Linked DNA regions of Homo sapiens: regions 2, 3, 4, 5, 6 and 7 are each linked to region 1. The links are chromatin loops, found by intact Hi-C in ENCODE. Cell type or tissue: dorsolateral prefrontal cortex. All regions are shown on one strand. Region 1 has its middle 53 kb from the start of EIF5A2. Region 2 has its middle 110 kb from the start of TNIK. Region 3 has its middle 8.7 kb from the start of TMEM212. Region 4 overlaps TNIK (TRAF2 and NCK interacting kinase). Region 5 has its middle 23 kb from the start of SLC2A2. Region 6 overlaps PLD1 (phospholipase D1). Region 7 overlaps FNDC3B (fibronectin type III domain containing 3B).

Region 1 (4,000 bases):
ACCTTTTCTGACCTCCGATACTGTCTTCTCTTGGGTTATCATTTGGCCTTCTTATCCTCTGGTTCTATGTTAGGCCCAAGTAACAATGTTAGAGCCTGAAATTCCTTCCTTCATTAATGAATGTACACAATGGAATAACATTAGGAATATAATTTCTCTCCTAAATATTTTTATTGTTTGCTTAATATAGGTGCTCAGAGTTAAAACTTAGGGGGAAAAAAGATAGCAAGAGAGAAAATTTAAATCGGTCAATCTCCAAATCTAGAAATATATCTCTGCCATCAATTTTAGTATTTTCTCTATGCAAATCTTTTCTTCTATTAAAAAGCATTATGTCAACAATATGGTGTATTTTTTTTCCTATAATAACACTGGGGGCCTCTTTCTATGCCACTAAATATTGTTCTCGAGCACCATTTTTAATAGCTCCATAGTAATTCATTGTATGGATATATTAGAATGTCTTTAACCAACTTTGTATTGTTGGTTAGGCTGCTTCTAATTTTTAGCTTTTACAAACATATTTTGTAACATATACGAAATATTCTTAAAGCAAATCTTTGATCATTCTTTTCATGTTTTTACCTAGAAGAATATATAGATCAAATGACATTCAAGAATTTAAGGGTTTTGACAGACTCAAATTGAAAGGAAATTTTACTTCAAATTGATAACTTTTTTTTTTGGTAGGTGGGGCTGCTAAGCCATGAACATCCTTTATCCAGGTTGGTTTCTCACTATGGTGGCCTCTCATTGCTTATCTGTGAAATGAACAACCAGAGTAAGGCTGGCAGTTGGTGGTAATTAGTCAGTACTTTTACCACTACTATAAACTACTTCTGAATAATCTTGAAATTCAATTCCACTGACCTTTAGTAAATTCCACATCATATTAAACACAATCCAAAGACTATAAACATAAACTGCCTACCTTGGAGGTGTTTATAATTTAGTGTACACACATTATTATGTAATACAAAATGTTATCAGTTTGGTAAGAAAATTTAAAAGTGCTGTAGAAAGAGGAATATTTCTGAGTAAGGTGTTTGGGGAAATTGTCATGAGGGAAATGATATTTAATTCAGGCTTCAATGATGGGCAAGGTCAGATTTTGAACTGGCAATAGGCAGAAGGGCATTGGGAGTATGGAGACACACAAAGCAGAATAGTCAGTGGCAAGAAAGTGTATGACATTTATTTGAAAAAAAAAGGACAGCAGTCAATGTTTCTCCTGAGTAGGGTTAATGCAAGGCAACAATAATAGATACACTGGGAAAAGAAGATTGGTATCAAACTGTAAATTCTTTGCTGAGGAGTGGAAACTATTTGGAGGGGAATAGGGAGCTGATGAAGGGGACAGAAATGCTGCACGAAGGTTACTCTGTGAGCAGTGTGGATCACAGTGGCATCTGGTGTTGGGAATTATCACAGTAGCTCTTTTGTGAGAAGAAAATAAGGGCCTGGAAATGAGAAAGGTCGAAGAGAAGGAAACTGACAGCCAGAAAACGTATAGCTGAACCTCTTCAAATTGTGTAAAATATAATAATGCAAGCAAGAGTAAAATTGGCAAATTTAAAAAGCTTGATTTATAGTCTATGTTCCTCCCACCCAAATTTTTCCTAAATTAATATGCAACTGTCAGCACAGATTGTTTGCTGTTAATTTAACTACATTTGAAAAGCTTTAGCACCACCTGGTGATGAAAACTCAGATCGACTCCAACAACCCTAAATTCCATCTTTTTTTCTGCCAAGTTTTTATTTTGAAAACATTTCAAACATACATAAAATTTTAAAGAATACTGTAATAACACCCTTACACCTTCATCATATTTACCAATTGTTATGTTTTGCCACATTTGCTTTAGTTCTTCCTCTATGTGTTGAACCATCTGAAAGTAAACTACAGACACTAAAACAATTCAAAAACTGTCAGCATAAACTTCCTGAAAGGATACCCTCTGCATAATGACAATACCATCTCCTTACCTGAAAAATTAATAATTTTACACCATCATCTAATATGCAATCTATATTCAAATCTTCCAAGTTTTCATCAAAAAAAATGTTTTTAAGTTTGCATTTTTAAGGCCAGAATGTAATCAAGACTTACGCTTTGCATTTGGTTGACATGTTTCAGGGGTCTCTTTTAATCTAGAGCAATTCTCACTTTTTATTTTGGCCTTCCATGGAGGCCTTTGCTGACTATCTTATCCAAGATCCACCCTACCCCCATTGGGGTAGGGTGCTTTTCTGTCTTTGCTTTTCTGCCCCCATTTTACTTAACATTTATTGACACTTAGCATTTAGCGGCTTTCCCTCTTCCTTTTTTTTTTTTCTTGCCTGTCTCTTCCCACTGAAGTATCAGCTCCATGAGAAGAAGGATTTTGTTTGTTTTGTTCACTGCCCACTGCTCCATCCTCAGTATCCAGAACAGTGCCTGGTATACAAAAAGTGCTCAATAAATACTATCTGTTGAAGGAAAGCATTGACCTCTGGGAGTTTGATTATTAAATGTCTTGAGGTAATATTATTTGGGTTAAATCTGCTTGTTATTCTATAACCTTCTTGTACTTGAATATTGATATCTTTCTCTAGGTCTGGAAAGTTCTGTTATTATCTCTTCAAATAAACTTTGTATCCTGGACTCTCACTCTAATTCTTTTTTAAGGCCAATTACTCTTAGATCTGCCCTTTAGGGGCTATTTTCTAGATCTTGTGGGCATTTTTCCTTTTTTTTTTTTTTGAGATGGCATCTTACTCTGTCGCCTAGGCTGGAGTGCAATGCGGCGATTTCGGCCTACTACAACCTCCACCCCCCCGGTTTCAAGCAATTCTCCTGCCTCAGCCTCCAAAGTAGCTGGGATTATAGGTGCCTGCCACTGCACCTGGCTAATTTTTGTATTTTTAGTAGGGACGGGGTTTCACCATCTTGGCCAGGCTGGTCTTGAACTCCTGACCTCGTGATCCACCCACCTCAGCCTCCCAAAGTCCTGGGATTACAGGAATGAGCCACCGCGCCCGGCCAAGCAGGCATGTTTCATTCCATTTTATTCTTTTTTGTCTCCTCTGCCTGTATATTTTTAAGCAGCCTGTCTTCATGGTCACTAATTATTTCTTCCACTTAATCCACTTTGCTGTTGAGAGAATCTGAAGCTTTCTTCCATTTATCAATTGTATTTTTTAGCTTTGGGATTTTTACATGATTTTTAACAATTATTTCAATCTTTTTGTTACATTTATCTGACGGGATTCTAAATTTCTTCTCTGTGTTATCTTGAATTTCATTGTCTTTTAAAACACCTATTTTGAAATCTCTGAGAGATTACATGTCTCTGTCTCTCTGGGATTTGCCCTTAGTCTCTTATTTAGTCCATTTGGTGTGGTCATGCTTCCTGGATGTTTCTGATGCTTGTGGATGTTTGCTGGTGTCTGGGTATTGAAGAGTTAGGTATTTATTCCAATCTTTGCATTCTGGGCCTGTTTACACCTGTCCTTGAGAAAGCTTTCCAAGTATCCAAAGGGAATTGAGGGTGTACAGCAAATCACCATGGCCACATGTCTACCTATGTAACATACCTGCATATTCTGCATCTGTATCCTGGAACTTAAAGTAAAAATTTAAAAAAAAATTACGTAAATGTGTTTAAGAAAACTACCTAAAGCCAGGGAAAGAACCATCTGAAAGAATAAAGGACATAATGTGTAGAACTCACACAGGCCTGGGAACAGTGACTGTTCCCACCAGCCAGCTGTAAGAATCTCATAAATCAGGGGCATTGAGTAGAGTACTCAGGAAGGCATTATCTCAGCACTGGGAAATATTTAGCTCTAGACTGAGTGCTGCTCTGGACCCACCTGAAAAATCATAAGAGCAAGACCTAAAAAAATCAAATTGTTTCCAAGTAACTTGATTGTATCTGAGAACAATGCTCAAGAAAATTTATAGGAATACAAAAATATCCAGCACTCAACAAGTTAAAGTTAACAATGTCTGACAT
Region 2 (4,000 bases), 610 kb before region 1:
GCCAGAAACATCCAATGAAATGATGTAAAAGGTTCTCAGGAATAACAGAAGTCAATGTCACTGTTCCTGGGTTTGTCAAGCACAATCCAATCTTACAAAAATAACATCAGAACTCACTGTGTGCCAGGCCATATGCTAAGTGCTTTCCATAAAGCATCTTAGCAAATCCTCACAACAGCCTTGTGAGATAGGTACCATGGCCTCCAGGGATACTGATGAGAACTTTGACCTTGCAGTCCTTATAGATATTAACAGAGCCTGGATTTGGACTCAAATGCATCTGACCACATAGTTTATTTTTCACTTTGAAATGTCCCCTTCACCTCTATCTTCATGATGGGGAGAGATCATAATGGTACTTCAATCTCCAACCTCAGATGTGTTACCAAGGTCTGCATCGGCTACATATTGTATTGATCCAACATTAAGAAACACCTTAAAAACTGTCATCAAATACTGCTAAACTATCAGAGCAAATCCTGAATAATTTTCCCCATGCTTCTTCTGTGTCTCTGGAAGAATACGATACCAAGAACTCCTTGGTTCCTGGGTACACATTGAATCCGGGGCCCAGGACCCAGATGCCTTTCCCTTAGGCATCTCCTGATTGTTTATTCTATTTTTTTCTCCTCAATACACATAATTCATATAATCACCCTTCTTCCACATGTTTTATTCACTTCCCTGTTTACTAATTAAAGTTTCTTACTTAGAAAAACAACTTCCATGCAAATATTCATAGCAATATTTTTCAAAATAGCAAAAAACTGGAAACAACCTAAATGTTCATCAACTGGTGAATGGACAAATATAATTGGTATATCAATACAAGGGAGTACTACTCAGCAATCAAAACGAATGAAATACTGATAAATGCTGCAACTCAGATAAACCTCAAAAATATTATGCTAAGTGAAGAAGCCAGATGCAAAAAAACCCCACACATTTTATTATTCCATTTATATGAAATTCCAAGAAAAAGCACATCTATGCAGACAGAAAAAACTCTGGTGACTTCATGGGGCTGGGTGAGAATGGGGATTAACTGTAAAAAAGAGAGACTCTTGGCTGGCACAGTGGTTCATGAGTGTAATCCCAGCACTTTGGAAAGCCAACACAAGAGGATCGCCTGAGGTCAGGAGTTCAAGACCAGCCTGGCCAACATGGCGAAACCCTGTCTCTACTGAAAAATACAAAAATTAGCCAGGCGTGGTGGCAGGTGCCTGTAATACCAGCTACTAGCTGTAATACTAGCTACTCAAGAGGCTGAGGCAGGAGAATTGCTTGAACCCGGGAGGTGGAGGTTGCAGTGAGCCGAGATCATGCCACTTCACTCCATCCTGGGTGACAGAGCAAGACCCTGTCTCAAAAAAAAAAAAAAAAAGAATCTTGTTGGGGGGATAAAAATGTTCTAAAACTGGACTATGGGGATGGTTGCACAACTCAGTAAATTCACCAAAAACTATTGAACTGCACACTTTAAATTAGTTAATTTTAGAGTATATAAACTGTACCTAAATAAAGTTTAAAAAATAATCCATGGATAATAATTTTTGATCACATAAAAAACTGATCAAATTCTTTGGACAGTAAGCCAGCGGAAAAATTGATTTTTTATCAGTACACTAAAGGTAGAAATTCCTACCTCAAAGACAATTATTTGGATATCAAATCAGATATTAAAATTTAAGTGTTTTGAAAACTGAAAAACGGTTAATTGATGAAAGATTCCTTAGGTTCAGTGGTGAATGGAAATTATCTCATTCTGTCCTCTAGGTGGTGCTAGAATCTAAAAATGAGCAGCCTCACGGTAAATGCGGCAGCTTTGTACAAAATTACCTTTCTTTAATAGGTGACATCCCTAAAGGGAGTTCTCAGTCCAATTGTCTTTTAGTCCAGAGCCTTCTCCTGAATTAACCTCAGGATAACAGACATCCAACTTCAGTTCCAGTCTTCCAGCTATACTGATAATTTTTTAATTTTTAATTTTGTGTAGCTTCCTCTTTGTCCTGTTGAGCCATTCATCATCCATTTCTTTCCACTTTTATGAAAACTGTAGTTTCCATCAAAATTTACCCTTCTTTTTAATTGCATTTTCAATACTCTTAGTACTTAAGTGGGGATGAGGGAGTTGATTTGTCAGGCCATTTGTAAAATCAAAGGAAAGCCAAATATTGGGAGGCCAAGGCAGGCGGATCACTTGAGGCCAGGAGTTTGAGAGCAGCCTGGGCAACATCGCAAAACCCTGTCTCTACTAAAAATACAAAAAATCAGCCAGGCGTGGTGGCACATACCTGTAGTCCCAGCTACTCAAGAGGCTAAGGTAGAAAAATTGCTTGAACCTGGGAGGTGGAGGTTGGAGTGAGCCGAGATCATGCCACTGCACTCCAGCCTGGGTGACAGAGTGAGACCCTGTCTCAAAAAACAAACAAACACCCAAACATAGCAAACAATGGCCACATCAGTGAAGAAATTCAGCTGAAGTTCCCCTGCCTGCTCCTGCCATCTGTTAGTGGTAGGAACAGCTGATGTGCTATTACTTTGCTATGTGATGTCCAGTTTTATATATATGAAAGTTCATGCATAAAAAGTTGTAATAAGAGCTTTGATATCATGTTCAGGAGTTCAATGTGAGCCTAGCCCTATTTCTGTACCAAAAACCCCATAGATTTACAGACTGTCTTTTTGCCCTTTATCTGATGGTTTCCAAAAGCATTTGGATCAAGCAGGACAGCCAAGAGTCCACAGCACAAAGCATACTGGCCCTGCTGTACAGCAAGAACATAAAGTGTTATTATCTGAGCCCCTGGGCTTCCATATTAAGCTAATGAGTGGCAGGGCTGGTCCCTCAAGGGAGTAGGAAACTTGAAGTTTGTGTCTCATGATATGTCTTGCAAAAGGAAGCTTACAGAAGCAGCATGCAAACATGCACTGAAGAGTTGTGCAAACAGACAGCTCATTACTGAAAATTCCTCACTGGCGAAAGTAATTTTGCACAAGGGGAAGGGTTTGAAAAACAGCTCTTGCCTCCTGAAGCCCTTTCTGTGGTGGAAACAAATCAGCTTTTAAAATACAATACCATAGTGGCTTTAAAAAGTGGTATTTAAGCAGCATGAAAATAGCCTACGAGAAATTAATGCAAAATCAATTCAGGCACATAATTTACATCTGCTGTGTTACCCAGAATGGCTCTCTTCTATAACTGGAAATCTATGGACCTAATTCTGGGATGACTGGAAGGAGTTTTATATCTTTTGGGATGTAGCCAAACAATCTGTCACCAGGAGGAAAATCTTGTAACCCTTAAGGGCCAGCAGAAGCTAGGGTCCTGTTGTTAGAACAAACATACACTTAAAATTAACAGCCAACAAAATAGGTGGTGTTCACAGGTCTAGACCTTTAAATCCAGCCCTGTGCCCAAACCTGCAGTCTTTCCACACTCATCAGGCTCTGTCCTTCCTAAATATAGTTCATGAGCTGTTTCTGCATTGAGAGTTGACAGTGAATGTCTGGAGGAGACACAATCAACACAATCAAACTCATTGCTGTGCTGGACCTGGCATCCTGGCTTCTCACTGAATCAGTGGGCAAACAGAAGTCCCGCAGTGGGTCTTCCTCTCTATTTCCCATCCCTGCGCTGGGTATGATGCTGATTCAGTTCATCAAAACCATGTGAGTTAATTTGCACAAAGTACACTTCAAGTTCCCAGTTTTGAAAGTCATTATAACGAAAGAGAACAAGAAGGAGCATCCCAGGAGTGGGAGGGGAACGAGAAAAAGATGACCTCAGGAAGTCTTGGGAAGTTGTTAGAGTTTCAATAAAAGGGAATTTCAAGGAATAGGAAGTTGGTAAGCGTGTCAAATGCCACAGGGAAGATGAGTAAGATAAGGACTCCATGTGCCCATTAGGCCCAGCCTTGAGGGCAGCACTTGGGGATGCAGTTGTGTGGAGTGAGAGGGGAAGTCGGGGGTTGAGTGATGAGACAAACAGACAAAGGTG
Region 3 (4,000 bases), 870 kb before region 1:
TCAACAAGGATCTGGTGTAGCAGAGACCTAAAAGGCAAATCCCCATCTACTGGCCAACACTAGACAGAGGATATCTCTGTAAACCAGTTTCTGATTGATCATGAAACAAAGTTCTTTCTCTGTCTTTTCTTTTCTTTCTTTTCCTTTTTCTTTTTTTTTTTTTTTTTTTGAGATGGAGTCTTGCTTTGTCACCCAGGCTGGAGTGCAGTGGCGTGATCTCGGCTCACTGCAACCTCCACCTCCCAGGTTCAGGTGATCCTGCCGCCTCATCCTCCCGAGTAGTTGGGATTACAGGTGCGCAACACCACACCTGACTAATTTTTGTATTTTTAGTAGAGATGGGGTTTCACCATGTTGGTCAGGCTGGTCTCAAACTCCTGACCTCATGATCCGCCTGCCTCAGCCTCCCAAAGTGCTGAGATTACAGGCGTGAGCCACTGTGCCTGGCTCTGTGTTTTCTAAGCAATGTTAAAAATATCATGAGCCTCAATTTTCTGTATATTTCAACACATGTAGAAAAGCAAAGTGAGCTAAGGTTGGTACAAACAATTTGGTTCACTGTCTCAACTTCATCCACATCTCTGCTCAAAGATTTTCCCTTACCAATCTCCCCCTCTCCATCCCTTTATCTGGCTTTATGGATCTTCATGGCCTCGTTACCACCTGACTTTATTCTTCATAGCTCTTGGCTTATGTCTTTACTGTGTGTCTTCCCAATTAGAATAACAGCTTCATGAAGGCAAGGACTTTGTTTTATTCACCACTGTATCCCAGAGCCAAAAACAATGCCTGTGGTCTATAGTAGATGCACAGAAAGTATTGTTGAGTCAATGAACTAATGAATGAATGAATGGATGAGAGTGAATGAATGAAACCACTGCTTATCATCACAGTTGTTAGTTTACTTAGTTTTAATTTTTTTGAGTTTTATTTTTTGTATAGATGGGATCTTGCTATGTGCCCAGGCTGGTCTTGAACTCCTGGCTTCCAGTGATCCTACTATGTCAGCATCCTAAAGTGCTGGGGCTACAGGCATGAGCCACTGCACGAAGGCTACAATTGCTAGTTTATACAGACCAGTTTGCTGTGAAAGCTAGCTTCTCAGGCCTTCCCTCAGAAACAAGCGATATTTAATATTTTGGTCTTAAACTGCTCCAGCCCTCTTCTTTATGAAAATCCACACTGAAATACAAAGAAGATCTTCCAGGTTAGCTCACCTGGAAACTGCATTGTGAATTTACATGCGTTGTATGTAGATACATGGGAGAGCTGCACTGAAGTGACCCATGGCTGAGATTATTTTGGGCTTGCTATGTCAGCACACGACACATTGACACATGACTCTGCGTTAAATAGAGGAAGATGCAACATCGCAGACTAACTGCCTGAAGTCCGGCAAGAACTTCTGCCTCTGGGAAAAAGCTCTGACAAACACCTTTTAAATCCACTGCTGACTTTTAAAGTAGTTGCTGTTCATGATGACCTATCTAATTTAATAGATCTTTTGCTTGGCCTGTGGTTTTATGTATTAATATCTCTACATATTAAAATCTTTTCTCTCTTTCAGCAGACCTCTTTGCATAGGTAATACTTTCCCCTAATTGTGTAGAAAAGTAAGATACTGATATTAACATTTTAACTTGGAAAAATTTGGCTATGCAAACTCATGTTTCTATTGTAGTTTCATATGACGATAATGTGGTCTTTTCTAAAACAGGAAAATTGAACGACTAAGTGCATCCGTATGACATAAGGAGCCAGGTCACACACTCTAAACATCACCTACTGAAGGCAGATTGAGGGTATCAGTTTTGTATCGAAAGGCTCACAATTTATTTTCTCTTTTCAACAACCCAGATATCCTGCCTTTGTTTTTGTTTTTATTTTTCTTAAAGTGGCACGATACGAGAAACGGATGTTTGTGGGACTTCCACATCACATTTTCCTAGTACGTAAGCCCTTCCATTTCTTCCACACAATCCACACAGCGCAGATTGACATAAAAGATAAAAGCTAGGCCTCTGCAAGACCCCTTTATCTTACAGACTAAAAAGAATGTAGGGCAATGACAATGAAAGGCACAGAGTAATAACCCAACTGGAGTATCACAGGCAGAGCCAGCAAGGACCTTTGAGACCAGCCAGTCCAAGTCTGCCATTTCACAAAAGAATTCCAGTTAAAATACCAAGAAAAAAGTCATCCAATTGCAATATTAACCTAATATTGAATAAGGCTGTTGTGACTGATTATCTTTCTGCTATATCTGTGTTTAGCACTAGGTGTTGCTATACTGCTATTTATAGACCAGCTTCTCTTTGATACCCAACAGGAGCTTAACCTTCTAATTTGAGTTCCCTTTTGCAAATGCTGAGTTTCTAAAATCGTACTCTGCTACTATATAGTATGTTACATTGAACTAGCTTCATTTAAATGGCACAGGTATGACATGTTTAATCAGCTGAAATAGCTATCCTGAAAAGAAGTGGTCAATAAATGCTAGGGAACTCCAAAGTTAAATTTTTCAAATTGTCCTAATTCAAATATTTACTTAAACTCTTTTTATATTATGCGCAATACAGGGGGAATGACATTGTTAGCTGTGCGTTTCCTGGAACTGACTAACTGCTACAAGGCCACAGATAAAGTTTGTTTATAGAAAAACAAAATATGAAAAAACATTTAGCAGTGTTCTATTTGGGGTTTAATAATCCCACACATGCTGAGTGGGAGAAAGGATAGTCATCCAGAACCTTTCTCTCCCCATGGTAACAGAGGATGAAAATGCTTTAACCCCATCTAGTGACAGATGAGTCATGATTTAGATTAGTTCAGTTGTTCAAAATTTGAGTGGTAATACCAAATTTTTGGGATAAATAAGTGATGCCCCAAGAAACTCATAGTTTAGGAAGAGGGCAAATTTTCATTTCACCTTTAGGTTTTAAAGGATAAAAAATTCCCCTATTACATGTGAGTCCTCAATATCATTACTTGGTTCATTAAATTTGGATAAATTTGGCATAAGCTCAGCACAATTGTTCAAATTCTACAAGTCACTTTTGTTAGCATCATCTAGTGCTGAGTTTAAAATCTTCTGAATATATGTAACAAAACAATGTCTAGTGTATTGCTTCTAAATATGTTTTTTAGTTTTGGTTATTTATTAGTAACTATTTGTAACAATAATGATCAAGTAATGATGCTAATAACAGTCCTAAGTTTTTACTGGAAAGAAAAGTGGAAGACTGAAGACCAGAGTGGCAGCATCTTCATCACCTTATGGAGCTTAGAGTAATGTTCCTGCAGAATTAGCTACCAGGATCTATAATATAAACACTTCATTCTAGTCCTAAAGCGAGGGTTTCTTCTAATTTTTATAGTTTTGGCCTCAGGCTAAAAGAACGAAGTACTTGGCTGAAGTATTCCTTTTTTTTTTTTTTTTCACAACGTGTTCTTCCCAACTCTCTCCCCAGCACAAACACAGCCCTTCTTTTCTGAAGATTTTATTTCCTTTATGTCCTTTGAGGATAAAACTATGCTTTGTGGTTTTTATACCATATTCACTTAAGATATTTAAGATATTTGAAAACAGAGTGAACTGTATATTCTTTCGCCATATAGGTCCTCCTTTCCCCATCACTCAGAGCCTCGATGATAATGTAAAGTAGTATCCACCATTATTTTTGCTCTTCTTTTTTTTTGAGACAGAGTCTCACTCTATCTCCCAGGCTGGAGTGCAGTGACGTGATCTCGGCTCACTGCAACCTTCCACCTCTTAGGTTCAACCGATTCTCCTGCCTCAGCCTCCCAAGTAGCTGGGATTACAGGCATGTGCCACCACACCCAACTAATGTTTGTGTTTTTAGTAGAGACGGGGTTTCACCATGTTGGCCAGGCTGGTCTTGAACTCCTGGCCTCAGATGATCTGGCCACCTTGGCCTCCCAAAGTGCTGGGATTACAGGCGTGAGCCACCATGCCCAGCTTTTGCCCTTCTTTTGTTAT
Region 4 (4,000 bases), 220 kb before region 1:
ATTACTTTAACAGAACCACCCACTAAGAAATTTCTGTGGCTGAATGCCACAGTATAGTACACATAATGTAGTCTTATTCACCCCTCCCACCCCATAGACACACACACACACACACACACACACACACACACACACGGGAAATCTATAAAGAACCTGGAAAAACTTAATAGTATTTACTTTTGAATAGGGCATGTGGATGGAAAACTTACAATTTTTATTTTCTATATCTTTCTGTCCTGTTATGTTTTTTGCCATAAACAGGCCTTGCTCTTATATGAAGCCAATGAAGTAAGAGATGCACAGTGAAATGGCTTACCCCCTTATCCCACTCCCCACCAGATTCCTGTCCTCAGGCCTGATCTGTGCCAATGTTGTTTATTATTTGCCTAAACTCTGTTTATGAGACTTTCATATGGGTGCTGCAGATTATTTGCAGACATGGGTGTCTCCTCCAGCGTTTGGGTGAATATTGTGCTCTGGTTGTAGAGAAAAAGTACTCTTTTCCCCTGTGTCACAGATAATTGGCATTATTCAGGCAGGGTGGAAATACTTCTTCTAAGTAAGAGTTTCAGTTGGAAATGAAGTGAGCAACCTAACTAGTGGTAGAGTTTCCGCCGTGCAGGGTGTCACCTGAGAGGACAATATTCAGATTGCAGAATGATGCATTTACACTCTCAAACAAGTCGTGGCCTCTGTCTACTGAGATTCAAACAAAGGTCCTTCCCTATTCGATCAGAAGGAAGATGACCCAGATAGCATGTTAGTGTCACCAACAGGAAACTGAAACTCCTATTCAACATATTTCTGTGGCTCTCTGTTCACACCCACCTATAAAGGATTCCTTAGTGAAACGCAGCCAGTACCTCCTCCACGCAACATGCTGATACCCAGGGGAAGAGAGTGAGCTATTCTAATATTTTCCCTTTGGTCACATAACAAGTGAAAATGGACAAAAAACTAAAGATTTCTGTCCTCAGTTTGTTTTATGTGTGAAATGGGATTATTAATAACTATCTCCACTTCAGTGACCCTAACTCACCACCTAAGTTCTGTATCTAGATAACATAATATATAAATATATAACATAATTAATAAGAGTCAGTCCTTTGAAGTCAGACAGGACCAGTTTAGACTTTGCCTCCTATTTGCAAATTAACTCAGGGGAGTTATTTAACTTTTTGTAAACCTGCATAAAATGGGAATAATAAATTGTTTATTCGGAGGTTATAATAGAATAAAGTGAGAATATATATAAAGGGATTAATACAGTGTCCACCACTTGGTAAGTACTCAATATATAGTACTTAGTATATATATTATAGATAGTTTTGTGTTTATGTTATCATATGGAAGTATTGCTATTTGGGGCCTTTTTTTTTTTTTTTTTTTTTTAAGACGGAGTCTACCTCTTGTCACCTAGACTGGAATGCAGTGGCACGATCTCGGCTCACTGCAACCTCTGCCTCCTGGGTTCAAGCGATTCTCCTGCCTCAGCCTCCTGAGTAGCTGGGATTACAGGCGCCCGCCACCACGCCCAGTGAATTTTTGTGTTTTTAGTAGAGACAGGGTTTCACTGTGTTGGCCAGGCTGGTCTTGATCTCCTGACCTCGTGATCTGCCCACCTTGGCCTCCCAAAGTGCTGGGATTACAAGCGTGAGCCACTGGACCCGGTGGGGGCCATTTTTTACCCCTAAAAGGCAACAGTTTCATACGGTTCAACCTCATATTTGTGTTACACACCTCTGTCTGCTTACGTTGAGCCAGAATCTGCTTCTCTATAACTTTTACCACTCAATTAAGATGTTGTCCCTAGGGACCATACACACAATGCATCAATTTCTTTTTCCCACCTGGAACATTTCAAAAGAATAAACTAGTCACAAATAAGTTACCCAACAAAAGACGATTTTCTGCTCTGTGATACAGTATGCTGGCTGTGCCCATTATTAAGCTATTGTCTGTCAACTGTGGACTGCCGTGCTGCTCTCTGCTTTGTGATAATGGAGCTAGGAGTCAGCTGTCCTCCCTTCTGTTTGTCCATCTGACTTCTTATCAGGCTCTGCCAGCAGGGAGCAATAGAGAACGGGAGATCAAGTCTGGAGGAGGAAGGAGGACACACGTTTTCCTGTTTGCTTCCTGTAAGCTTCTTGTTTATGCCTGCATGGTCCCTGTGACCTCTTTGACCACCACTGAGTACCAGAGCTCCCTGTCATCTTACCTGACTCTGGTTTGCTGGTTGAACTGCCAGTTGATGATATCTGGTCCTAAGGGTCTATCTGTACCCACATTCGTTGAATACCCAATGCAGCATGTACTGCATTGTATATTAGGCACTTTTTGCATATTCTTCCTTATTGAATTCTCTTACCAGTCCTGCAAGACATGTGTTCTTTTCCTGTTGCAGTTCTTTTCATGGGCTCAGAGTTGTTAGTTGTGTCACAGTTGGGTCTGGCTGCAGACCATAGGCACCTTCTACCTCATGGTGCACATTGGGGTTCTTGTCTTGTGCCACACAGCCTCTCATTCTTCTGTGGCTGGTTCAGACATCTAAACGTGTTGCTTTTCTTCACTGTGTTGAGCAGCCCAGCCCCAGAAGGAATGCTTTCTTGTTCTGTTCAAGTTGCTTGTGTATCAGCTGTTCCCCACTCCCACCCTTTCCAGCAGCCAAAAGTTCTGTCTTGCCTCTGCCTTCCCAAAGGCACTAGAATTTGTCTCTCTTCTGTTTGTAATGCACATAGCGCTAGGGTATTAATCATGCCACAGGCTAGGCTGCACAACACCTCTGGAATAATGAATTATCCAGCTTCTGCCAAAATGAGTCACACCATGGCCATGAACGAAACTTATCTCTTTCTGACTCTTTCCTCATCTTGTTCTTCCATCTTCCCTTGCTTGTCTCCTGTGATCTGTCTTGCCAGTGGTAATTGGAGCATTTTCTCCTTTACTTAAGTTCTGAAGTGTCTTTGGGACTCGCTAATGTATCCAACGGCTAAACAAGGCCTGTCAAGGACATTTATGGCTTTCTAGCATGGGCAGTTGAGTGTAGCTTACAAGCAACTTTGGATATATATGACCAGGAATATAAATGTTCCTTTTGGAAAACAAGAGAACCCCAGCCAAAAAAAAAAAAAAAAAAAAAAAAAAAATCCTAACAATGATATCAAATGAAGGCTTAAGGAAGCAGCAGAATTGACTAGGTCATGTGACTTAGCAGAGTATGCACAGGTATTTGTGGTGATATGACCTTTGGTTTGAAAGGGGTGTTCTGGTGGCTTAGGGAAAGGCTGCCCAAGAGGGATTCTGAGGTGATGTGTACTAAATAAAGTACATATTTTTTCCCTAAACCTTCTTGCTTCCTGTGGAATAAATCCAGGATTACCTAACAAATGAGACCTCTCCATTTCCTTACTGTCAAAGTATGTTCTTCAAATTACTGCTGTATGTGTATTATCACTTAGGAATGCTTTTGTCTGTACTTACGTTTCTTATGTCACCAGAAATCTAGAGGTAGGCAGTTCAGGGTTCATGTGATGCTTCACTGATACCTTCAGAAACCGAAGCTCCTAGCTTTCTGTGCTGGCATCATTAGTCTGTTGGCAATAACTCATGGTTGCAAGATGGATGCTGTAGCTCCAGATATCATATTTTTATTCAAGGCACTAAGAAGTGGGAAAAAGTTAGCAAGACACTAGCTATATTTGTCCCTTATTTCAGGAAAAGCAGAAGCTCCCAGAAGATGTTTGCTTATGTCTCATTGGAGAAAACTATGTCACATCCCTAACTGCCATCCTTAGCTGTCGGGGAGTCAGGATAGGCAAGTGTGGCTTTGCTATACTCTGAAATGGAAGCAGCAACAAAAATGAGGGTTGAAAATGACCATTGGGTTAGCCAATAAACAATTTCTGCCACAACTAAATGAAGGGAAATCATAGAAGACTAAGTTGGGCAGGCAAAGGCAGTGTCACCTGACAGTGGAGAAGAAGGAAATCAATATTCTTGA
Region 5 (4,000 bases), 88 kb before region 1:
ACAAAAGTCCAGACCTTATTTCAGTATAGAAATATACTGCCCATCTCAAAAATTGATAGGAAAAAACCCAAGAGCATCACCCAGCACTGGAAACAAAGCAGACACCCTGCCTAATGTCCATGATTTATATTTATTTTGCTGGCTTCATCAAGTAAGTGGAATTTAAGAAAGCTCTATAGGCTTTAGTGCCATCACAGTGGATATGCTGTGAAACAGACGACACAGCGAAACTCAGAAGTCATAAGCTAACTGCATCCTAGTCACCTCATTTACCAAAAGAATTCATTCCCAATTTTTAAAAGTATGATGAGTTCACCTCCTATCTACCTCAGAAACAGAAAAGCAACAAAAAGTTTAGTAACAGTTTTAAATAAAGCTGCATTTTATAAGCCACATTCATTTTTAAAATAATTACTATACATATGAATCATTTATTTAGGCTACAAACAATGCCTGGTATACAGATGGGGTGTTGGACCTCTTGATATATCACCCAATCCCTGGTCTTAGACCATGGTTTGGAAAATTTTTAACTGTCAATATTTTCCCTGAGAATCCCCTTTTTGTTTTGGTTGTGTTTTATGGCAACGTTTTAATGTGGATAACATGTTAATGGTCATTGTTTCAGCTCATTTTAATATGGCTGCCCTTATCACCTTTAGATGTCAGAGAATTCAATATCATCATCGTATTTTTTTTTTTACCTGTTTATATGCCATCTTATTTTTTAAAACATTTGAGGCAGCTATAATCTGGCTTCTGAGGAGCCACTAAAGCAGTATGTACTATCTACGTGAAGGAAAGCAAAGTAGCCATTTATCTATCAGCTGTCTATTCTATAACAGGCCTCATACTGGATGCTGAGGCAGAAAGAGGTGATGGAGAAACGATCTCCCTAGGTTGCAGGGGACATGAGGAAGGCAGGAGACATGAACAGAGATAATGACAAAGAACAGAGTCAGTCATTTGATAGAGGATTTCAAGGATTGCATGGGACAAAAATGAAGGGATATGGCCTTCATAAGACATTGGGAGAGGAAAAAAAAGAGAGAGGCTTTCCAGCCTGAGGGAGAGACTTGAACAATGGCACAGAGGAGTGGAAGAGCATGTGGGTACAGAAATGGGAAATCATTCAATATGGCTAGAGAAAGTGCTAGTGGAGCAGGAAATTTGACTACATGAATGTTGTCAAAAGACAACATTACAACAAATTTAGTTTAAAGATCTTAATTGGCTTTCATTATCAGTTTTAGAATTGGGCAGCCCTCACTCAAGACCAGAACAGGTTCAAAGAACTCTGGGCCTGCAAACTGGTCAGATGACATTATGGACAGAAAACAACAGTGACAGCTTACCAAGTGTTTTTCCTTACTTGAATCAGCTGGTGGCCAATCAGTTGAAATTAAACTGCTGTGATTGCCTAAGATTCAGCCACGTGTTACAAGAGTATATTCCTAAGATAGGCCTTCAGTCAATCTATGTACAAAACCAGGTTTCAGTTTGCCATGTAAAGCCTCAAGCACAGAGGTATCCTCAGGCTTAAACTCAATTGAACAACGTATAGCATTCTCTCTTGACTCCTATGCCCAACCTCCTGACATATGCCACAGGGCTTTCCTGATTCAGCCGGGCCTGACCTCTGGTGGGCAACGTTTGTAACACCATTTGTTAGGAATGGCCAAAATTACCATATGTTGGTATGGTAGCTCCCCACCTCACCCCCACTCCCCAACTTCTTTCCCCGTGAGTGAATCATTTCGTGCATATAATTCTGGACATCTTTTTAGTTGCTTCCTGTAGAACTAATCCTTCAAATGTCCTTACTGAACCTCGGCTTTGATGCATGAAGCTATTGTGTGGTCCTACTAACCTAAACTTTTCTGATCATACGAATCACCTGAGTGCTTGTTACTAAGGCAAACTTCTCGACCATCCCCATCCTGCTGTGAGCAGGAATGTCATTTTGATGCCCACAGTCCTAGACAACCCGCAATCACAAATTTGAAGGAAGACTACACGTCTGGAGTTTTTCCTTCTGCTCTGAACAATTCTGCATTTTTCCAGCCTATATAGACATCAAAAGTGTGTCCAAACAACCACCTCTTTCTCATGTTGTACAGGCATCTTAGTGGCCATCGTTTGTCCCAAGTAGTGCTTTTAGAAGAAAGGCTAGAGTCTGCTGGACCAGCCACTGGGGCCATCTGGCCCACTGACTTTGCTCCTCATCTACACTTAAACCTCCTGGATGGGCTTCATCCTGCGGGGCACACCCCTCCTGGCAGCTGGGAGCTCTGCTGTCCATCACAGGCCTGAGTTTCCTCAGAGATTCTATACTGCAACATGTTACCTCTGCTCAGAAGACTGCTAAGGACACATGACACCTACTTGCTCTTGTAGGCAGATCATTTTCTTCTTTTTTTCTTGAAATATCTTTAAAAAAAAAAAAAAACCTCCCTGAAAGGCACATTTTATTGCTATCATTTCTGCCTTATTTTCATATACTTTGCTTACTTATATTGCTTTTAACTGTTTTTCTTTTTTCATGTTTACCCCCTTTTGATTTTCAAACATTTATTTTTACCATCCTTTTTATTGTCTCTTAGTCTTAGGTTGAGATAAAATTTATTACTACTTATTTACTAACACTTATTTTTTATACATGTCTTCTTCTGATTTCTTTTGGCTTAGCTATTTACTGTTTTGCACTTGCTTTTGCCTTTCTCTCTTATTTGATAGCTGTCAATTCCTACTTCTTTGTGACTTTGAATTCTTCATACTTCACTTTCCTTATTCTTTGAGTATTTTATGCTTAAATTTCTCAACTCACCTTTGTATGTTACCTGTTTTTAACCCTTTTCCTCTTTTTATTCACATTTTATCTATAAGTTTTTGTTGTTGTTGTTGTTGTTGTTGTTGTTGTTTTTGAGACGGAGTTTCGCCCTTAGACCCAGACTGGAGTGAAGCAGCACGATCTTGGCTCACTGCAACCTCCGTCCCCCGGGTTCAAGCGATTCTCCTGCCTCAGCCTCCTGAGTAGCTGGGATTACAGGCACTTGCCACCATGCCCGGCTAATTTTTGTAGAGACGGGGCTTTGCCATGTTGGCCAGGCTGCTCTCAAACTCCTGACCTCAGGCGATCCACCCACCTCTGCCTCCCAAAGTGCTAGGATCACAGGCATGAGCCACCGCACCCACCCTATCTATAAGTTTTTAATCTATACTTAAGTTCTTTTTTACTCTTAAGTTTTTGGTTTGTTTCATTGGTTTTATCTATTCCTTGCATGTTCTAATTATGCTTTAATCAGGTATGCTAATTATTTTTCATCATATTTTAAATTTTTTCTCCCTAATTTTAATTTTAATTTAGAGCTCATCCTGTTTAACTGCTTCCTTTTATGAATGGAGACATGGAGACTAGGAGAGAAATAACTTGCTCAAGAACTTGGGTTGGGGAGTTGTGGAATCTAAATAAGAAGCCGGCTCTTTTGATTACCAGTCTAGTGTTTTTTCTACTGAACTACTCCAATAATAATGACTGGATGAAGAATAATGACTCTTCTTTGAAATAAAGAAAACCTGAATAGCATCTCACCAAAGAGCATTTAGTCCCTAAGACATTAAAATCAAGGGTGTAAATGTCAGTGACAGCACCCTGGGAAAGGCTGTTCCTTGGCCTTTAACTAAAAGAAAAGGTGAAAATAAAGTGAAAAAGAGAAAGTTAAGAAGTGGGACATTATTCCTGAAATATATGGAAGAATAAAATCTTAAGTCAGAGCTTGATGACCCTAAACAAATCGCTCTCCAAGCATCTGTTTTCTTCTTTCTAAAGTAGGGGTAATGAGATCATTCCTGCCTGCCTCACAATTGTGCTGTGTTTCCAGATCAGATCTTTGTAAACTTCGTACATAGTTGTTCTTATAATATGCCCATAAAATCCAAGGGAAAGTTTAGAAAATACTTACGTAAAAAGAATATCATTGTTAGTTTTAAAACAAGCTTG
Region 6 (4,000 bases), 810 kb before region 1:
TGGCTTGACAAGGGAGCCAGTGCGCATGCTGCTGCGGGGTTTACGGCACAAGCCTCCTTGATACAGTTTATGAAAGTATAAACTTGTATGTCTTACAGCACTGGCCTGTGCTTGCCTTTACCTGGAATGTCTAAATTCCTACTCACCCAAAAAGGCCTCATTCCTCCTACTTACCTTTTCAACATGCATATCTGGACACTTTCCGGTTTAGCATCCGTTGGTGATGCCTCTTTGCTCCATGATGTGACATAAGAGGACTCTGCCTTCCTCACAGCATTTTCTTCTGCTGGTCCCTCAGCCTTACTAAGGTCCCTGCAGGCAGTCCCTCCAATGTCCCCCACCCCGTTTACCCTTTGCCTTGGCAGACTGAGTGAGTGCCCTCTCCCTGGGGACCCTTTCCCTTCCATGTCACCTCCAGGTCTCAGTTCTGTGGCCACTTCTCTGGAAAGCCTTTATGAGGACTGTTCACAGTGCAGGCCTTATCCACTGTCTCCCCCGCCCTTGCATTTGACCAGGGCCTGGCAGGGTTTAAGTGGTACGCACTCAGGAAGAAAGAGTTTTTAAAGTACATGGCTAGGAGCACCGACCTGGGTTCTAATCCCAGCTCTGTCTCTAACTGTGTGATCTTGGCAGTGTACTTACTAGCCTTTGGACGCCTCAGTTTTATCATCTGTAAAACTGGTATAATAGCCGGGCGCGGTGGCTCACGCCTGTAATCCCAGCACTTTGGGAGGCCGAGGCGGGCGGATCATGAGGTCAGGAGATCGAGACCATCCTGGCTAACACGGTGAAACCCCGTCTCTACTAAAAGTACAAAAAATTAGCTGGGTGCGGTGGCGGGCGCCTGTAGTCCCAGCTACTCGGGAGGCTGAGGCAGAAGAATGGCGTGAACCCAGGAGGCGGAGGTTGCAGTGAGCCGAGACAGCGCCACTGCAGTCCCGCCTGGGTGACAGAGCGAGACTCCGTCTCAAACAAACAAACAAACAAACAAACTGGTATAATAATAGAGTGGTAATGTTTAAATGAGTTGGTACTTATAAAGCACTTTAGAACCAAGCTTGGCTCATCGGAAGAGCTTATATAATAGCTATCCTTATTCATTTTAGTTAGTTTGTTTGTTTTGTTTTGTTTTTTGAGACGGAGTCTCGCTCTGTTGCCCAGGCTGGAGTGCAATGGCACGAAGTCGGCTCACTGCAACCTCCGCCTCCCGGGTTCAAGCGATTCTCCTGCCTCAGCCTCCTGAGTAGCTGGGATTATAGGTGCACTACTCCACGCCCGGCTAATTTTTGTATTTTTAGTAGAGACGGGGTTTAGATGGGGTTTCACCATGTTGGTCAGGCTGATCTGGAGCTCCTGACTCGTGATCCACCCGCCTCGGCCTCCCAACGTGCTGGGCTTACAGGCATGAGCCACTGCACCTGGCCTCATTTTAGTTTTAGTAGTACAGCTTGGGCTCATTTAAAAGTCATATCCTGCTATACTCTTATTATTGCGGGGTTTTATTAAAGAATGTAGTGTAATTTGGTGCCCACCACTTAACTTTTCTTCATCTTCATTAAGGTTAATATCAGATATTCATTTTAGAAGAATTAATTTATATGTGGCAAAAGGAAATAAATTTTTGCTGAAAGATAAGAGAAATTCTGGGAATACAGACATACAGACTGATGGAGACACAGCCCCACCAGTAGTTTATCTAGCTGAGTTGGGGATTTATTCATATTTCTTCCATTTCAAAGATTGTGTTGGTCTCCCAGGAGTATTTTTTGAAGCTCTTTCTGCAGAGGAGAGATCAATATTATTTATCAGAGGATTTCCTTGGGCATGCAAATCATCATATATGTTTGCAAACCAGATCCATGTAAAATAGATGGTTTTGAATCTACTTTTTTTGCATGAGCATTTTTATATCCTCTAGAAATATATCACTATTGTGGGGAAAAATTTAATAATATTTAACGACATACTGAATGTGACATTAATGTGCTCGCATAGCTGCTCCTTCTCTGTTTTTCTTCCAACATCAAAGTAATAACATTTCCCCTGAGGTTTGTTCAGCTCATCCAGCTTTCGCTTGGTTTTGCCAGCAGGTGGGGTACTAGCTCCTTTTAAAGTCATCAGCCACAGGTCTTGAGGCTCGTTTTCTTTTTTCCCTGAGAAAAGAAATTATCTTGCCCCCTCATTCTATGGTGACCCCATGAGATCCTCTTGAGCCCTGACCTGGGAGTGGGTAGAGGGGTGGGCAAGGTGTGTATTAGATCTAAAATAGTCTCCAGGATTTTCATGGGTGAATTTGTTGAGCTAATGGCTTATATTTCACAGGTTTTGAGTAACTTGAATTTTACCAGTAATTCATGTAAATCAGTTTGGCAACAGGTGAATCAAGCTTTGCCTGCATATTTGGTCCAATCTTATGGTTTAGGAGAAACAATAATTAAAGTTCAAAAACCTTGGTTATTGTGTTGAAATAAGTCTCATTTAAACAAAATACAAATCATGGCAACAAGCCATTAGAATTAAAACTGTTCTTGGAGTTGAAAACTAGGGGAAAATAAGTATACTGTGAACACATTGTGTTAAAAAGCTGATGTTCTAACAATATGCTAGAACATTACTGACTCTGTTTTAAGATCTAACTGCTTTAAGGAATTGATTGACTACATTTTTCTAGAATGAAACATAAATTTCTTATTTTGAAATCTTAGTGAGTGGTATTAAGTTCCATTTTAAAAGGCAGCTTAAAGATCCATGTTAAAAGACGTGTCTTAGCTTATACATCCATTCTAAATGTAGGTGGTGAAACTGAATTATAAGAATGTTTTTAAGATTTATAGACACTAAGTCAGAATCAGAAGTTAGAAGGTTCTTTGACAAAATTTCCTATTGAACTTATGTTAATCGTTGGATTTGATGAGGTTTTTAAGCTTATTCAATGTTATCTGAAAATAGTAATACTATCTACATTTGATTCTCAGAAATGATAACTTCATATGTCCCTCTTATGCAATGTGAAATTACAGTGCTATCTGTTCCATAACTGCCACACAACTTGAACAATATAAAAGTCATTTCATGGCCCTAATGGAGGGCAGACTGTATCCCCTTGCTTAAAATTAATCATTCACTTTATTGCAGTGTCTGAGGGGAGAGAAGGGAGTGAGAGTTCTCTTTGTTTAAGTTTGTGTTATGGTTTTCTTGGGCAGCAAGTACAAAAGTGCAGCCTGAAGCTGTAGCTCATTCTGTATGTGGGTTTTATTTCTCACAGCAGTCCGGTGTCTCTTTAACATATGGGGAGTGGTTTCAAGTTCATTACTAAAGCTTATAGGCTAAAGTGCTTTGTGGGCTTGGCTATGACTTAAGTTGCCTTGAGGGAGTCAGCCAAAACTGGGCTTGGGAACAGGAAGGCTTTGCCCGTTTATTTGGATTCTCAGGGTAGTCGATTTTGCCACCTCTTGGCTATCAGCTGCCTTGGAGATTGGTTTCATAGTAAGGATTCTTTCTTTAAGGTGATATGGAGCAACTGCTTTCACAGGGGCACCAGGTTAGTAAATAACATTTTGCACTTTCTGCTGCGTGTGTCAGATTTTCTTTCTGAGCTCACGGTGTGATGATAGGACAGACTGGGTTGCTGCGTTCTTTTAGAAAATAATGTGAGTTCGTTTATCCTGCAGAGGTTTAGGGGGTTATGTTTCTCCTTATAATATATGCATTTTTTGACCATATTAAATACAACTGGAAGCCAAGTGGAAATGACATATTAGTATCTGTGTTGGATTTGCAGTCCAGAGGTCTTGTTAGTAAATATCAGCCCTGCCCCCGCCCCCTTTTTTTTTTTTTTTTTTTTTTTGAGATAGGGTTTTGCTCTGTCACCAAGGCTGGAGTGCAGTTGAATGATCATGGCTCACTGTAGTCTCAACCTCTTGGGCTCAAGCGATCCTCCCACCTCAACCTCCTGAATAGCTGGGATTACAGGTGCATGCCACCGCACCCAGCTAATTTT
Region 7 (4,000 bases), 1.4 Mb before region 1:
AGTGCACCAGATTTCACACAAGTTGAGCAAAATATCACATAGGTGGCCGGCCTCAGTATCTCCCTTACAAAAGAATCCATGCCCACCAAAAAAGAGATATAAAAATAAAAGTTTCTGAATGATGTTATCCATACTCTCCAAAGCGGGTCCACTGAAGTTTATTTAATTACATTGATAAAATAATCCCAAAATTATAGGAACATTAGATATATTTCTTCATATTCTAATGCTAGGTAAATGGAAGAAAAAGAGGGAAGAAAAATCTCTTTAATTGGAAACCAAAGGTCATGCTAAATCAAAATACAGGACCCCAAATTGGCACAATTTATTATACTTTAGACATAAGTGGTAGGAAAAAATAGTCTGCTAGAGAGTTCTGTACATTTGTACTTGTAATTATACATGTTGTAAACTGCTGGACACAACAGGAAACGCTAATACAGCTTAAATCAATGCTGTAAAAACATCAGGACCCACACAGGACAATGCAGCAGAGGTGGTTGCAAACAAAGACGAGAAAGAATTCCATGTGATCTTATAAACCATTCTTTGGTTTAAATTCTAAATGGAGCACAAAATTTTTTTCCCATGAATAAAGTTGAAAACTTTCTGAAAAAGACTGGCTGTTCTTGAAATACTCCCTAGAAATGTGTCCCCTGAAGTGCGGGGGATAAACCATGTGTGTGGCACCATCAGGAAGAGGAAGGTGAGGGACAGTGTTGCGGGTGTGGATGGGGGGAATGACACACATAAAAAACCTGGGTCAACATACTTCAAGAAGAATATGGACATCCTCAACAGACAAAAACGTATATGGTCTTTAGAAGAAAGCTTTGAAACTTAACTACAAAGCATAAGTCTTCATCTCCAATTGTCCAAATTGTCAATGTCAATGTGAAGGTTAGTTCACTCACCCCACTCTAAGTGGACTTCTTTGTGCTTTGGTCTACCCAAAACCCTCGGTGGTCGACATTGACCTGGTGCAATGCTTAGTGTGCGAACAGGGAGACTTTCAGAACACTGCAGGAGAAACACCAGAGAGAACCATCTCTTAGTTACTGTGAATTTATCAGACCTCTACATATCAGGCAAATTCCACCCCATAACTGCAAATGTTACCGAAAAGGGGTTACACACTAAATGTGTGCACATTATGGTATGCTTTTAATGTAATTAAGATCTTCATATAAATTTATGTGTGTGTGTTTTAAGGGTGGCTATAGACTTCATATGGCACTGGGAAAAACAAGAATGATTATTTTTGAAGTTAGATTAGCAGACATGAGTACTGTATATCCTAAGCACACAATTCTTTTCCTTCAAATCAAAATTAGAAAGACCCTTCATGAGGACAGAAGAGAACACAAAACGACAGCTGGATGAAATTTTAAAATGGTACCATAAATGGCCAACCACTCACATACAGAGCAGAAAAGCAAATAAACTCAATATTAATCAATTGATTCTGACATCAACCAGCAGGTACTGTTAATGCTAAAATAAGCAGTCCTTTATTTTGCAGGATCTGGTTGCGTAAGGCTAGTGGTATGGAAGCTGACCTACTTCCTGAGACGGGAGAAAATCAGGTAGAGCTATACAGCTCAGCCACATTCAGTTTTCTTCCTGAGAAGTGGCACAGAGGAAATGAACTCTATGCATTTGAGCAGTTCAGCCTCAGTGCCACCTTGTGTAGTGCCTCACACATAGGAAGGACCACTGATAATCTCAGCTTTGATTTGGATTTACTCCACCTGGGAGGCATTCCAGACAGCTTCGGCACTGTATAAAGATGGTCCAGCTGGACCTTCTCCTCACAGGCAGTGTCTACATGGGCAGTCTAGATGCCCTAGTACCATCCTTGGGGGCAAAAGAAAGTAAACACAAAAACTGATGTTGCAAGTGGGTTGACTAGAAAAGTTAGGCCTTCAAATGGCAGGTATTCTCTTGAAAAGTCAACCCAGCACAGGGCTGTAAGCCACCATCTCTCCTTCTCTTTCATTTTAAATGTTTAGTGGTTTCAAATCATAATGTTAAATATCTCTACAGTGAAAGTATCTTTTGGCATCTCGTTTCTCATTCACTTTTCTGAGTGTAAGTTAAAACCATTTAGATAACAATTATTTCTAGAGTACTCCATGTATATTTATTAGGTTGTTTTGCGCCTATGAGAGTACTATGTGGTTGAAACTAAGGCTCCTGACATGTTAACAGGTTAGTCTAAAGTCATATAAATAGTAGAAACAAAAGAATGGATGCTGCCTACAGATGTGTACGTTGGGTACCACACAACTTCAGGAGGTGCCACTCAGCTCAGTCATCATGGATTTATATTGTTTTTGCAACAACTTTCCAGCAGATGGCAGTAAAGTACCTTGAGGAAGGTATGTCTCAAATTCTTAAAATTGATAGATGTGGTAACAGCAGTGCTGTGCAGGTCTTATCTTTTTACTCTAAAATCTATAGTTTTTTAATCATTGCAATAACCGAGGTCTCCTTTATTTAGTCAATGCAAATTCCAGACAATTTTCAACTGTCACAGGTGATTATGTCAAAGCCTTCTGAGAAATGAGTGAGTGACAAATGTACCCGAAAATACCACAATTCAGTAGGGAATCATTTAGGCCTATCTTATACCTCTAAACAGCAATTCAGAAAGCTCTATTTTTCATTTCCTGACATGATACTATTAGGTTGCATTACCAAGATACATTGTTTAAACTGCAATTTGCTTCTGATGTTATAGACAGTTTGTCCGAATTTGATCAATGAGGTTTACTTTCATATGGAAACAAAACCAACCTGGCTGTGTCCGCCGGTACTGATGCAGCATGCTCGGAGTTTGTACAAAGTGCCTGGTTTCAAGTGGGTGAAGGTGTATTCGGTAGCCGACCCACTGTAGGCCACTTCCCACTGATTCGCTGTAAAACAAGACTTATGCATGACTTTATGCCTCTTGTAAAAATGTAGCATATCAGCCATTGCTGACAAGAAAAAGCTCTATGTTTTCATGAAAACCAACATCTTCTTTTTCTTTTTAAATAGCCAGAAAGCTCTTCCTTTTTCTTTTACAAAGTTAAATACCAAAATAACATTGAGTCATTTTTAATACTTAGTGTTGCTGGCTAGACTACCTATTATCACCACAATTACATTTGCTATGAGGTTTGGATGTGGGAAACCATAATGAAACGTGCCGCTGGCATGGAGGGAGTGGTAGGAGACACAGAACAGGGGTGGGCAAGCTATCAAATGCTCCTGGTGTGAGGAGGCCTCAGGGGCAGCCAGGCACGGGGCTACTTCTTGGCCACGAGGCTTCTGGCAAGTCTGGGGTGGTACGCAAGAATTTCTCCCTGTTCTTATCTGCCTAGAGGTCAAAGGAAGTGAAATCCTCTTTTAAAAACTGGGTCTTTTGACTGCCTTCATGGAGCTCCACTTAAAAGACAAAAATTACAGGCGGTGGCTCACGCCTGTAATCCCAGCACTTTAGGAGGCCGAGGTGGGTGGATCACCTGAGGTCAGGAGTTTGAGACCAGTCTGGCCAACCTGGCGAAACCTTGTCTCTACTAAAAATACAAAAATTAGCTGGGCATGGTGGTGGGCACCTGTAATCACAGCTACTTGGGAGGCTGAGGCAAGAGAATCACTTGAACCCAGGAGGCAGAGGTTGCAGTGAGCCGAGATTGCGCCGTTGCACACCAGCCTGGGCGACAGAGTGAAACTCTCTCAAAAAAAAAAAAAAAAAAAGACAAAAATGCCTACGGGGGTGACAAATTAAAGACCAAATGTGGCATGACCCAAGTGATCTGACCGCTTTGTGGAACTGAAGAGAGAAACGGTCACCAGGAGTCTGGGTGCCCCCCAAGGCTGATGCCGTCAGAAGCAAGGGCACCCAGGGCTGCCTCAGCCGCCTGCCTGACTCACAATTCCAGGCCACTGGGAGGCTCTTCACTCCTCTGTTTTATTCCCACTCACGCTGTGTTTCCAGTTGACCACTTTACAA

The links. Hi-C counts contacts between places; a loop is a spot of excess contacts. Peaks named below come from ENCODE experiments on the same cell type or tissue, not always from the same donor. Only the 100,000 strongest peaks of a DNase experiment are listed, where the experiment ranks them.
Region 2: a loop joins it to region 1, with 19 times the contacts of the local background. A loop is called at or near these places in 100 of 110 quality-filtered maps.
Region 3: a loop joins it to region 1, with 4 times the contacts of the local background. A loop is called at or near these places in 15 of 110 quality-filtered maps.
Region 4: it touches region 1 in a loop (17-fold over the local background); 22 of 110 quality-filtered maps call a loop at or near these places.
Region 5: a loop joins it to region 1, with 4 times the contacts of the local background. A loop is called at or near these places in 17 of 110 quality-filtered maps.
Region 6: a loop joins it to region 1, with 7 times the contacts of the local background. A loop is called at or near these places in 25 of 110 quality-filtered maps.
Region 7: a loop joins it to region 1, with 5 times the contacts of the local background. A loop is called at or near these places in 10 of 110 quality-filtered maps.

The regions. Positions count from the first base shown.
Region 1 is chr3:170,959,425-170,963,424 of GRCh38, reverse strand. No RefSeq gene overlaps it. Among named protein-coding and RNA genes, the nearest start is that of EIF5A2, 53 kb to the right of the region's middle. In dorsolateral prefrontal cortex, CTCF peaks have their summits at 1,450 (motif pointing left) and 1,663 (motif pointing left); a DNase peak (open chromatin) is centred at 1,388; H3K4me3 peaks cover 660 bases; H3K27ac peaks cover 1,628 bases.
Region 2 is chr3:171,564,798-171,568,797 of GRCh38, reverse strand. No RefSeq gene overlaps it. Among named protein-coding and RNA genes, the nearest start is that of TNIK, 110 kb to the right of the region's middle. In dorsolateral prefrontal cortex, CTCF peaks have their summits at 1,569 and 1,772 (motif pointing right); no DNase peak of the experiment used is centred here.
Region 3 is chr3:171,832,662-171,836,661 of GRCh38, reverse strand. No RefSeq gene overlaps it. Among named protein-coding and RNA genes, the nearest start is that of TMEM212, 8.7 kb to the left of the region's middle. In dorsolateral prefrontal cortex, CTCF peaks have their summits at 2,085 and 2,284; no DNase peak of the experiment used is centred here; H3K27ac peaks cover 2,655 bases.
Region 4 is chr3:171,181,314-171,185,313 of GRCh38, reverse strand. All of the region lies in intron 7 of TNIK (TRAF2 and NCK interacting kinase), which reads left to right. Among named protein-coding and RNA genes, the nearest start is that of MIR569, 77 kb to the right of the region's middle. In dorsolateral prefrontal cortex, CTCF peaks have their summits at 1,872 and 2,075 (motif pointing right); a DNase peak (open chromatin) is centred at 2,073; H3K27ac peaks cover 2,401 bases.
Region 5 is chr3:171,047,654-171,051,653 of GRCh38, reverse strand. No RefSeq gene overlaps it. Among named protein-coding and RNA genes, the nearest start is that of SLC2A2, 23 kb to the right of the region's middle. RefSeq lists a silencer at 1,499-1,708. In dorsolateral prefrontal cortex, CTCF peaks have their summits at 1,417 and 1,625 (motif pointing left); a DNase peak (open chromatin) is centred at 1,643.
Region 6 is chr3:171,770,736-171,774,735 of GRCh38, reverse strand. All of the region lies in intron 1 of PLD1 (phospholipase D1), which reads left to right. Among named protein-coding and RNA genes, the nearest start is that of PLD1, 38 kb to the left of the region's middle. In dorsolateral prefrontal cortex, CTCF peaks have their summits at 1,895, 2,099 (motif pointing right) and 3,545; a DNase peak (open chromatin) is centred at 2,095; H3K4me3 peaks cover 824 bases; H3K27ac peaks cover 4,000 bases.
Region 7 is chr3:172,340,031-172,344,030 of GRCh38, reverse strand. It overlaps FNDC3B (fibronectin type III domain containing 3B), which reads right to left. Exons shown (of 26, transcript NM_022763.4): 17 at 2,800-2,918; 18 at 915-1,020. Among named protein-coding and RNA genes, the nearest start is that of GHSR, 110 kb to the left of the region's middle. In dorsolateral prefrontal cortex, CTCF peaks have their summits at 2,161 and 2,360 (motif pointing right); no DNase peak of the experiment used is centred here.